Regions from separate parts of the Homo sapiens genome. Here region 1 is linked to region 2. Evidence: chromatin loops called from intact Hi-C (ENCODE). Cell type or tissue: B cell. All regions are shown on one strand. Links, peaks and the distances in the headings refer to the core of each region. The heading gives the core; the rest is flanking DNA.

Evidence for each region. A loop is a pair of places that touch in the nucleus more often than their neighbours do. Peaks named below come from ENCODE experiments on the same cell type or tissue, not always from the same donor. Only the 100,000 strongest peaks of a DNase experiment are listed, where the experiment ranks them.
Region 1: it touches region 2 in a loop (10-fold over the local background); 13 of 110 quality-filtered maps call a loop at or near these places.

Annotation. Positions count from the first base shown.
Region 1 is chr1:236,345,383-236,350,126 of GRCh38, reverse strand. It overlaps a transcript of EDARADD not described here. Among named protein-coding and RNA genes, the nearest start is that of EDARADD, 47 kb to the left of the region's middle. In B cell, for the core only: no CTCF peak of the experiment used is centred there; no DNase peak of the experiment used is centred there.
Region 2 is chr1:236,107,433-236,112,176 of GRCh38, reverse strand. It overlaps the pseudogene ACO2P2. Among named protein-coding and RNA genes, the nearest start is that of GPR137B, 33 kb to the left of the region's middle. In B cell, for the core only: CTCF peaks have their summits at 2,411 and 2,611 (motif pointing left); a DNase peak (open chromatin) is centred at 2,616.

The DNA.
Region 1 (4,744 bases), core at 1,483-3,982, 240 kb before region 2:
TCTTTTTTGTTTTTGTTTTTTTGAGACAGGGTCTCACTCTGTCGCCAGGCTAGAGTGCAGTGGCACGGCTCACTGCAACCTCTGCCTCCTGGGTTCAAGCAATCCTCCTGCCTCAGCCTCCTGAGTAGCTGGGACTACAGGTGTGCACCAACTCACCCGGCTAGTTTTTGTATTTTTAGTAGAGACATGGTTTCGCCATGTTGGCCAGGCTGGTCTTGAACTCCTGACCTCAGGCGATCTGCCTGCCTCAATCTTCCAAAATGCTGGGAATACAGGCGTGAGCCACCGCGCCTGCCACCACCCTCCCCCACCACTGCCCTTTTTTTTTCCTTCCTTCCTTTCCAGATCCAGGAGATAATCAACTAAGAGCCAGACACCCTTTGAGGTCCGATAAGAAACATTTTACAACCTGCTGTCTCTGAAGTCTGCTATCGGAGAACTTCCTCTACACAATAAAACTTGGTCTCCACAATCCTTTATCTTAACCTGAACATTTCCTTTCTCTTGATTCCAGGATAAATTCAACCAATTGTCAACCAGAAAATGTTTAAATTTACCTATAGCCTGGAAGCACCCCCACCCCCGCCACCCCGCTTTGAGTTGTCCCGCCTTTCTGAACCAAACCAATGTATTTCTTAAATGTATTTGATTGATGTCTCATACCTCCCTAAAATATATAAAACCAAGCTGTACTCTGATCACCTTGGGCACATGTCACGCAACATGGCCACTCATATTTGGCCGTCTCATATTTAAGAGAATAAATCTCTTAAAATATTTTACAGAGTTTGACTCTTTTGGGCAACACGCCTGTAGTCCCAGCTACTGGGGCAGCTGAGGCAGGAGAGAATCGCTTTGAACCCGGGAGATGGAGTTGCAGTGAGCCAAGATCCCATCACTACAGTCCAGCCTGGGTGACAGAGCAAACTCCCTCTCAAAAAAAATTTTGAGTACACCATGGTGCCTGCCTGTAGTCCCAGCTCCTTGGGAGGCTGAGGCAGGAGGATCACTTGAGCCCAGGAGTTTGAATCTAGTCTGGGCAATATGGCAAGACCCTGTCTCTAAAAAAAAAGGAAAGAAAAGAAAATCAACTATTTACTGGGCTAACACAGGAGACATTTCTGGGCCTTGTTTTTATTTTTATTTTATTTTGGGGGTACCTTCTTTTTAGACACCAGCCAAAATCAGTAGGAAGCTGTAGGCAACCAACACTTGGGATTGCAATATTTTACCACAATTCAAACTTGAAATGGGTTCATTCAGGGATTCTTCCATTTTGATAGGGCACTCAGTGAGAGAAGGACTGGAGAAAAGGTGGGCGCCTTCCACAGAGGTTCACGTGTTGCAGCTTCATTGGGCAGCACATGGACGGCAGCTTGGAAGTAGGTCTTTGAGTTTGCACCTGCGGACCGAGCAAGGTACCAGATTTCCGAAAGCAGCTTCTGTTTACTCCAGGATCCTACAAGTCACTGGTGTAATTTCTAACATAGCCTGTAGGTATGAGGCTACAGAAAGACTCATGAAGGAGGAGAGCCCCCTGTTTGCAAAAGTCCAGGCCTATCTTTGGAAAATCAAGGCTGTGCAGGGTGAGGGCGCAAATGCTACATTTAGAGGCTGTAACCGGGGATGTGGGAGGACCCAGGGAGGGGCGCGGCGACGGCTGGCTGGGCCAAGAAGAGCGCGCCCAGCAGCCCGGCAGGCACCTCAGGGTGTTTTGGAGGCCCACGTGTCCCGCCTCATTGGCCGTCGGGGAGCTCCAGCCCCAAGGAGGCGGAGCCGCCACCGCAGTTGCTGTTCACGAGTTTCCCCAACTGGCTCCCCAGTCAGTCTGTAGGGCCCTACCTTACGGTCGTCCGGGATCAGAACTCCCAGAAGGCTTCGCGCTCGGGGGCGTGGCACTGCAGGGTGGGCGTTGCAGAGACGCAAATGAAGTCGCCGCGCCTGGCATCTGCCTGCCCTCGGTGGGCTTCCAGGGGGCGGGGTAAAGCTTTCTCACCGCCCGACGGGTTCCTCCTCCTCTGACCTCTGGACTCTCTCACCGCCCCGAAGGTCACCTCGGACCACTGCTCGACGGGCAGCATGTTCCAGAGTGGCTGGGGAGTCGCAGGGCTGGGTACTGGGTTGCGTTGAAGCTGCTGCTCCTCCGGGCTGCCTGGGCAGCCTGTTTGGCGCCCAGGAAGTTACAGTGCTAAGAGGGGAACCACGGGGCAACCCCGGGGGTCCCCACCCAGGACCCCCAAGCCCAAACCAGCACCACGGGGCGGAAGCCGATTGTAATTGGGAAAAAGCAGAGCCGCTAAGGTGCTTTAATTTTGGCTAAGAAGATGGCAGGAAAGACTACAGCCAAATCAATGGGATGAATGTCTGTGGATTATGCTGCGGCGTTTAAATCTGTCCTCCATAATTCTTTGTCTGTCTTTCATAAAGCTTTGATCATTTTATCCCTTAAGTTACCTTCTGGGAGAATTCCTTGGCTTCGTATTTATTCCAGCTCTCTGGTTTGCTTTTCAGCAGTGCCCGCTCTGCTGTTTTGCCCACCTCTTGAGGGTTTCTTTTTCTTTCAGTAGCTGTTTGTGTGTCCAAGATCTCTAGTTAATTCTTCTTCTTATTATTATTCTTATTTTTAGATGGAGTCTTGCTCTGTTGCCCAGGCTGGAATGCAGTGGTGAGATCTCGGCTCACTGCAACCTCCACCTCCTGGGTTCAAGCGATTCTCCTGCCTCAACCTCCAGAGTAGCTGGGATTACAGGCACGCGTCATCACACCTGGCTACTTTTTGTGTTTTTAGTAGAGACAGGGTTTCACCGTGTTAGCCAGGCTGGTCTCGAACTCCTGACCTCAGGTGAGGCCTGCTTCAGCCTCCCACAGTGCTGGGATTACAGGCATGAGCCACCTGGCCCAGCCTGGCTTTCTTTTCATAACTGCCTGCTCTCATTTCATGCTGTGATATTCTTGCTTATCCCTATACATATTTTAGTTACACTGATTTTCACTCTTTTAAACTGTTTTTTCCAAGTGCAGGTTCTCCTTTCGAAAAAAAATGAGGCCGGGTGTGGTGGCTCACACCTGTAATCCCAGCACTTTGGGAGGCCGAGGCCGGCAGATCACCTGAGGTCGGGAGTTCGAGACCAGCATGACCAACACGGAGAAACCCCATCTCTACTAAAAATACAAAATTAGCTGGGCGTGGTGGTGCATGCCTGTAATCCCAGCTACTCAGGAGGCTAAGCCAGGATAATTGCTTGAACCTGGGAGGCGGAGGTTGCGGTGAGCCAAGACAGTGCCATTGCACTTCAGCCTGGGCAACAAGAGTGAAACTCTGTTAAAAAAAAAAAAAAAAGAAAAGAAAAAAGAAAGAAAAATATATAAGGTTATTCTTTCCGCTTGTGGTTTTCCTCAAATGTTTGTGACTGGTTATGTCCCATTTCTGTACCTGAGATTCCTTGTTAGCCTGTTTTCCACTCTTTGTACAGATCTGCCCCTCCCCCAAGTGTGTGCAAAGAGAGGTGGGTGCCACAGGATTTAATTACATTTTTTTTTTTTCTTTTTGAGATGGAGTCTCACTGTTGTTGGCCTGGGCTGGAGTTCAATGGCGTGATCTCGGCTCACTGCAACCTCTGCCTCCTGGGTTCAAGCGATTCTCCTGTTTCAGCCTCCTGAGTAGCTGAGATTACAGGCGCCTGCCACCATCCCTGGCTAATTTTTGTATTTTTAGTGGAGATGGGATTTCACCATGTTGGCCAGGCTGGTCTCAAACTCCTGACCTCAGGTGATCCACCCGCCTCGGCCTCCCAAAGTGCTGGGATTACAGGCGTGAGCCACTGCGCCCGGCCAATTTGTTTGTTTTTTATTTTAAGAGACAGGGTCTCACTCTGTCACCCAGGTTGAAGTGCAGTGGCATAATCATAGCTCACTGCAGCCTCAAACTCCTGGGCTCAAGGGATCTTCCCACCTCAGCCTCCCAAGTAGTTGGGACTACAGGCATGTGCCCCTACACTTGGCTAATTTTTAAATTTTTTTTGTGGAAATGGGGTCTGGCTTTGTTGACCAGGCTGGTCTTCAACTCCTGGCTTCAAGTGATTCTGCTACCTGGGCTTCTGAAAATGTTCAGATTCCAGGCACTGTAATCCCACAGTGAACCACCGTGTCTGGCCCTAATTTTTTTTTTTTTTTTAATGAGAGAAGGGCAGTATTTGTAGCCTAGTGGCCAGCTGGGGGCTCCCTGTTCCCTGCTAGTGTGATAATCATTGGCATTTGTACCCATACTCACAGATGGAAGCAGAGACCCCATTTTCTGTTTGCTGGAAGGTTGTATTTTGGTGAAACTTTTTTGTTGTAGTGTCTCAGTTACCCTGTCACTCACTGGTCAGATGTCTTATTGCTTCAGATATTTGCACAATAGACTGATTAAAATCCATCTCCAGCTACTTACAAACTATTACAGGCAGTGGAGCTTTGAAGGCTTTTGCTACAAGTCAAAGCCCTGGTTGTTAAAATTGTAGAACAGGCTATTATGTAGCTTAGGCAGTGTGACAAATTGGCACCAATTGTTTGTAGGGGTGAGAAACATCTGGAAGGTTCCCAGGAAGTCGTGGGTTTTGGGGGGAAAGAAAATGAGGGTGGGATTACCAGATTTAGGAGGTAATGAGTAAAGCTTGAGAGGTAGGACTTGAGTCATGAATTTTTGTTGTTGGCCCGGCAGGAGTTGAGGTATGAGAGGGTGTCCTGGTGCAACACTGAAGTG
Region 2 (4,744 bases), core at 1,481-3,980:
TTGTAGTCGCCTGGGTCAGCAAAAGTCAGGGGCAGCAGGCCCTGCTTCTTCGGGTTGGTCTTGTGGATCCTGGCAAAGCTCTTGGTGATGATGGCCTGGCCCCAGAGGTGGGGAGGCTCCAGCACTGCGTGCTCCCGGCTCGAGTTCTCGTCCCCGATCACCACCCACCTGATGCCATGTTTCTTGTAGTAGCGGGCAGTGTCAGGGACGGGGCCAAACTCCTGGGTGTTTTCAATGTTGGCACTGCACACGGAGTTGGCCTGGCTGTTTTCAATGTTGATGGCACCAGTGAGCAGGTTGTTGGAGATGTTGTCCAAGTGCCCACAAAACTTGAGCCAGGGGCCAGCAGCCGAGATGTGGTCAGTAGTACACTTCCCTTTGACCTTGATGAGTATCTGCGGGTCCTCCAGGTCCTTGCTATCCCACTTGTCAAAAGCCTCCAGGAGCTGCAGGCGCTGGCTAGTGGGGCTCACATCCACGTGCTGGCCACTGCTGTCCTGTGGGGGGTGCTGGTAGGGGTCCTGCCCTGGGTCAAACTCCTCTTGGGGAAGGTCGTCTGCATCCAGAGCCTCTAGCTTGAACTTCTTCCTATCTTTGCCCATCAGGTAGTTGGTCTCTGGGTTGAACTTGAGGATTCCCACAATGGCCAGGGCTGTGACAATCTCTGGGGACGTGACGAAGACATGGGTCTCAGGGTTCGCATCATTGCAGCCCGTGAAGTTCCTGTTGTAGGAGGTGACGATTGTGTACTTCTTCCCCTTCTTGATGTCCTTCGTGTCCCAGCGGCCAATGCAGGGGCCACAAGCATTGGCCAGGACGATGCCACCCACATTCCTCAAAATCTGTGCGTAGCTGTCCCGCTCAATGGTGGCGTGGATCTGCTCGGAGCCTGGAGTGATGGTGAAGTGGGACTTGCACTTGAAGTCATGGGCCAGTGCCTGCTTGGCCACAGCTGCTGAGCGCCCGGGATCTTCATAGCTTTAACTGTTGCAGGTACCAGTCAGACCTACTCGGATGTCCAGAGGCCATCCTTCCTTCTCTGCCACCTTGCCCACTTCTGCCACAGGGTGAGCCTGGTCGGGGGTGAAGGGCCCATTGATGTGCGGCTTCAGCTCACTGAGGTTAATTTCAATTAGTTGGTCATAATGGCAGCCAGGGTCAGGCACCAAGTGATCCTGGAATTCATCAGCTAGATTGGCAATGTCTGTCCGGCCGTCTTGCTTAGGTACCTCCTCATCCTGTGGTTGTAAGGGAACACGGAAGTGGTGGCCCCAATTTCTGCGCCCATGTTGCAGATTGTCGCCATGCCAGCACAGGAGATGGAGTCTACGCCAGGCCTGTGGTATTCCACGATTGCACCTGTGCCACCTTTCACTTTGAGGATGCCTGCCACACCTTCAGGATCACGTCTTAGGGTGAGGTCCAATTGGAGAGGGAGCCTGTTAGCTTCATGCCAATCACCTTGGGGCACTTCATCTCCTAGGGGATCTCAGCCATGATGTCCACAGCATCGGCACCCCCAACTCCAATGCAGATTCCCCCCAGGCCGCCACCACTGGGGGTGTGGGAGTCAGTGCCAATCAGAAGAACCCTAAGGTATGCATAGTTTTCCAGAATAATCTAATGAATGATTCCAGATCCAAGCCTCCAGCAGTCCACGCCATATTTGGCACCTGCAGTTGCCAGGAAATTATAAACTTCCTGGTTGATGTCCTTGGCCTGGCGCAGGTCTTTCTCGCCTCCGAGCTGGGCCTCTTTCAGATGGTCACAGTGGATGGTGGACGGCATGGCCACCTTGGGCAGCCCACTGCTGATGAACTGCAGCATGGCCACGTGGTCCGGCCACAGCCACAGGTGTCTTGCCCTGCTCGATTTCCTGGCTGGCCGGGTCATCCAGGTGTCCATACACGATCTTCTCCAAGAGGGTCAGAGGCCAGTTCAGTCGTTTGCAAACAATGTTAATGTTCTTCTCTAGCAGGTCATAGTGGATGTACTCATTGGGCTCAAAGTGGCTCATCGCCATCTTGGCCCGTTGGCACAGGACTGAGGCCACATGGTATTGCCGCACACCCAGAGCTTTCTGCAGCCGGGTCACCAGTGGGCTGTAGGGAGCCATTTTGTGCACTGACAAAGATGAGGTCGTGTGAATCTACCTCTTTATCAGCGATGTCAATCTCTCCGGTTGGCTGCTCCAAGACGCCATCCCTAACCCCGTCTGGTTAGGGATGAGATGAGACGCCTCTTCTCACTGTTGTCACATCAGCCTGAGCAACCTCATCACACGGACTCTCTGTCGCTTGCTCATCGCCCACCAGACATCCAGGACCTCTGTGTGGCTGGCAGATGAGTGAGCATGAAGTGTGCGGATCTGGGAAGCCTCTGGGCTCCGGCACCAGACACACCTGGCATGATTCCTGCCTCCTCCGGTTGCTGGCTGGAAACCCTTTCACCAGACGCCTAGGTTGCTTAAGGTTCATTTTCCTCATCCGCAAAGTGAACATCCTGTTACTCATCTTGCAGGGATGATGGAAATACTGAATTATATCTACAAATAATTGCATATATTAACAATGTCAGCCACATAGTAAATTTTCATTCCTTGCATATATCGCCACCTAGTGGACATCTTTAACCAATAAGATTAAATCCGCTTGGACATTCCAGGCACGATTTCACACTCCTCCTTTCCATCCTGCCATCCTCAGCAACTCGCTGGATACACCTGGACTGGTGCTGTCCGGCCTGCAGGCCGCCAGCCCCATGTGGCTGCTGACCACTTCAGCTGTGGCTAGTTGGAATGGAGACGCGCCCTCAGTGTAAAAGGCATACTGGGTTTTGAAGACTTAGTAGGTGCAAAAGAATGTAAAATACTCCAACAATTTTTTTTTTTTTCTGAAATGGACTTTCACTCTTGTTGCCCAGGCTGGAGTGCAATGGCGCAATCCCGGCTCACCACAACCTCTGTCTCCCAGGTTCAAGCGATTCTCCTGCCTCAGCCTCCTGAGCAGCTGGGATTACAGGCATGCACCACCACGACCAGCTAATTTTGCATTTTTAGGGGAGATGGGGTTTCTCCATGTTGGTCGGGCTGGTCTTGAACTCCTGACCTCAGGTGATCCACCCGCCTCGGCCTCCCAAAGTGTTGGGATTACAGGCGTGAGCCACCGTGCCCAGCCCTCAACAATCATTTAAAATATTGATTATGTTATTATAATTATTGTCATATTTCTTTTTACCTTTTTAAATGAGGCTGCTAATGGCCAGATGCAGTGGTTCATGCCTGTAATCCCAGCACTTTGGGAGCCGAGGCGGGGTGATTACCTGAGGTCAGGAGTTCGAGACCTGCCTGGCCAACATGGCAACACTCTGTCTCTACTAAAAATACAAAAATTAGCAGGGCATGGTGGTGCACACTTGTCATTCCAGCTACTTGGGAGGCTCAGGCAGGAGAATCGCTTGGGTGCAAGAGGCGGAGATTGCAGTGAGCTGAGATCGGCTGAGATCGTGCTGCTGCACTCCAGCTTGGGCGACAGAGCAAAACTCCGTCTCAAAAAAAAAGAAAAAAAGAAGCTGCTAAAAACTTTAAATTGCATATATGGCTCAGCTTTGGGGCCTGCATCATATTTCTATTGGACAGTGAGTGCTATTCTACTCTCAAAAAAGAATCTGGAGGCTTGTGTCAATTCATTCACTAAGTGTGTGTGTATGTAGGCGGGTGTTTCAACCCTCATGATTGACACTTTTCGAAGAGGCCACAGATAAGGAGCCAAACTATACCCAGAGATGTTCCAAGCTGGATAACTGTGTGTCACAGAGAGGCTTCAACAAAAACAGGAGTCAAAGTCACTTGTTCTGATGTTTCACCCTGCCTCTCTGGACTTTCCCTGTGTGCAGCCCAACACTTCACATCTTGGAAGGTGGCTTAGGCTTCTTTCGCAATCTCTAGCCCCAAATCCATTTGCTCATGTGCAATCTAGCAGTCAAGTATCTGGTGCTGTTTTGGTTTTGTTTTGTTTTTTGTTTTTGAGACAGAGTCTCACTCTGTTGCCCAGGCTGAAGTGCAGTGGCATGATCTCGGCTCACTGCAACCTCCGCCTCCCAGGCTCAAGTGATTCTCATGCCTCAGCCTCCCGAGTAGCTGGGATTATAGGCATGTGCCACCACACATGGCTAATTTTTGTATTTTTTAGTAGAAATAGGGTTTTACCATGTTGGCCAGGTTGGTCTCGAACTCCTGGCCTCAAGTGATCTGCCCCCCCTCGGCTTCCCAAAGTGCTGGGATTACAGGCATGAGCCACTGTACCCAGCCTCATGCTGTTTTTGTTTGCTTTGAGACAGGATCTCACTCTGTTGCCCAGGCTGGAGTGCAGTGCCATGATCATAGCTCACTGCAGCTTCGAACTTCTGGGCTCAAGCAATCTTTCCGCCTCATAAGTAGCTGAAATTACAGCCATGTACCACCATGCCCGACTAATTTATTTTTAACACAGATAGGGTCTCACTGTGTTGCCCAGTCTGGTCTTGAACTCCTGGACTCAAGTAATCCTCCTGCCTTTGTCCCCCAAACAGCTGGAATTACAGGGATGAGCCCAGCACACCAGCCCAGCCTGTGCTGTTGAGGTGGAAAGGGCTTCAGATTTTCCAAGATGCTTTCAACAAGAAGCAGTCATCATGCAAGCTGGGAAAACATCCACCTGGCAGATGTAAACGCTGAGGTCCAGAAAGCAAAGGCTGGTGTATTCGA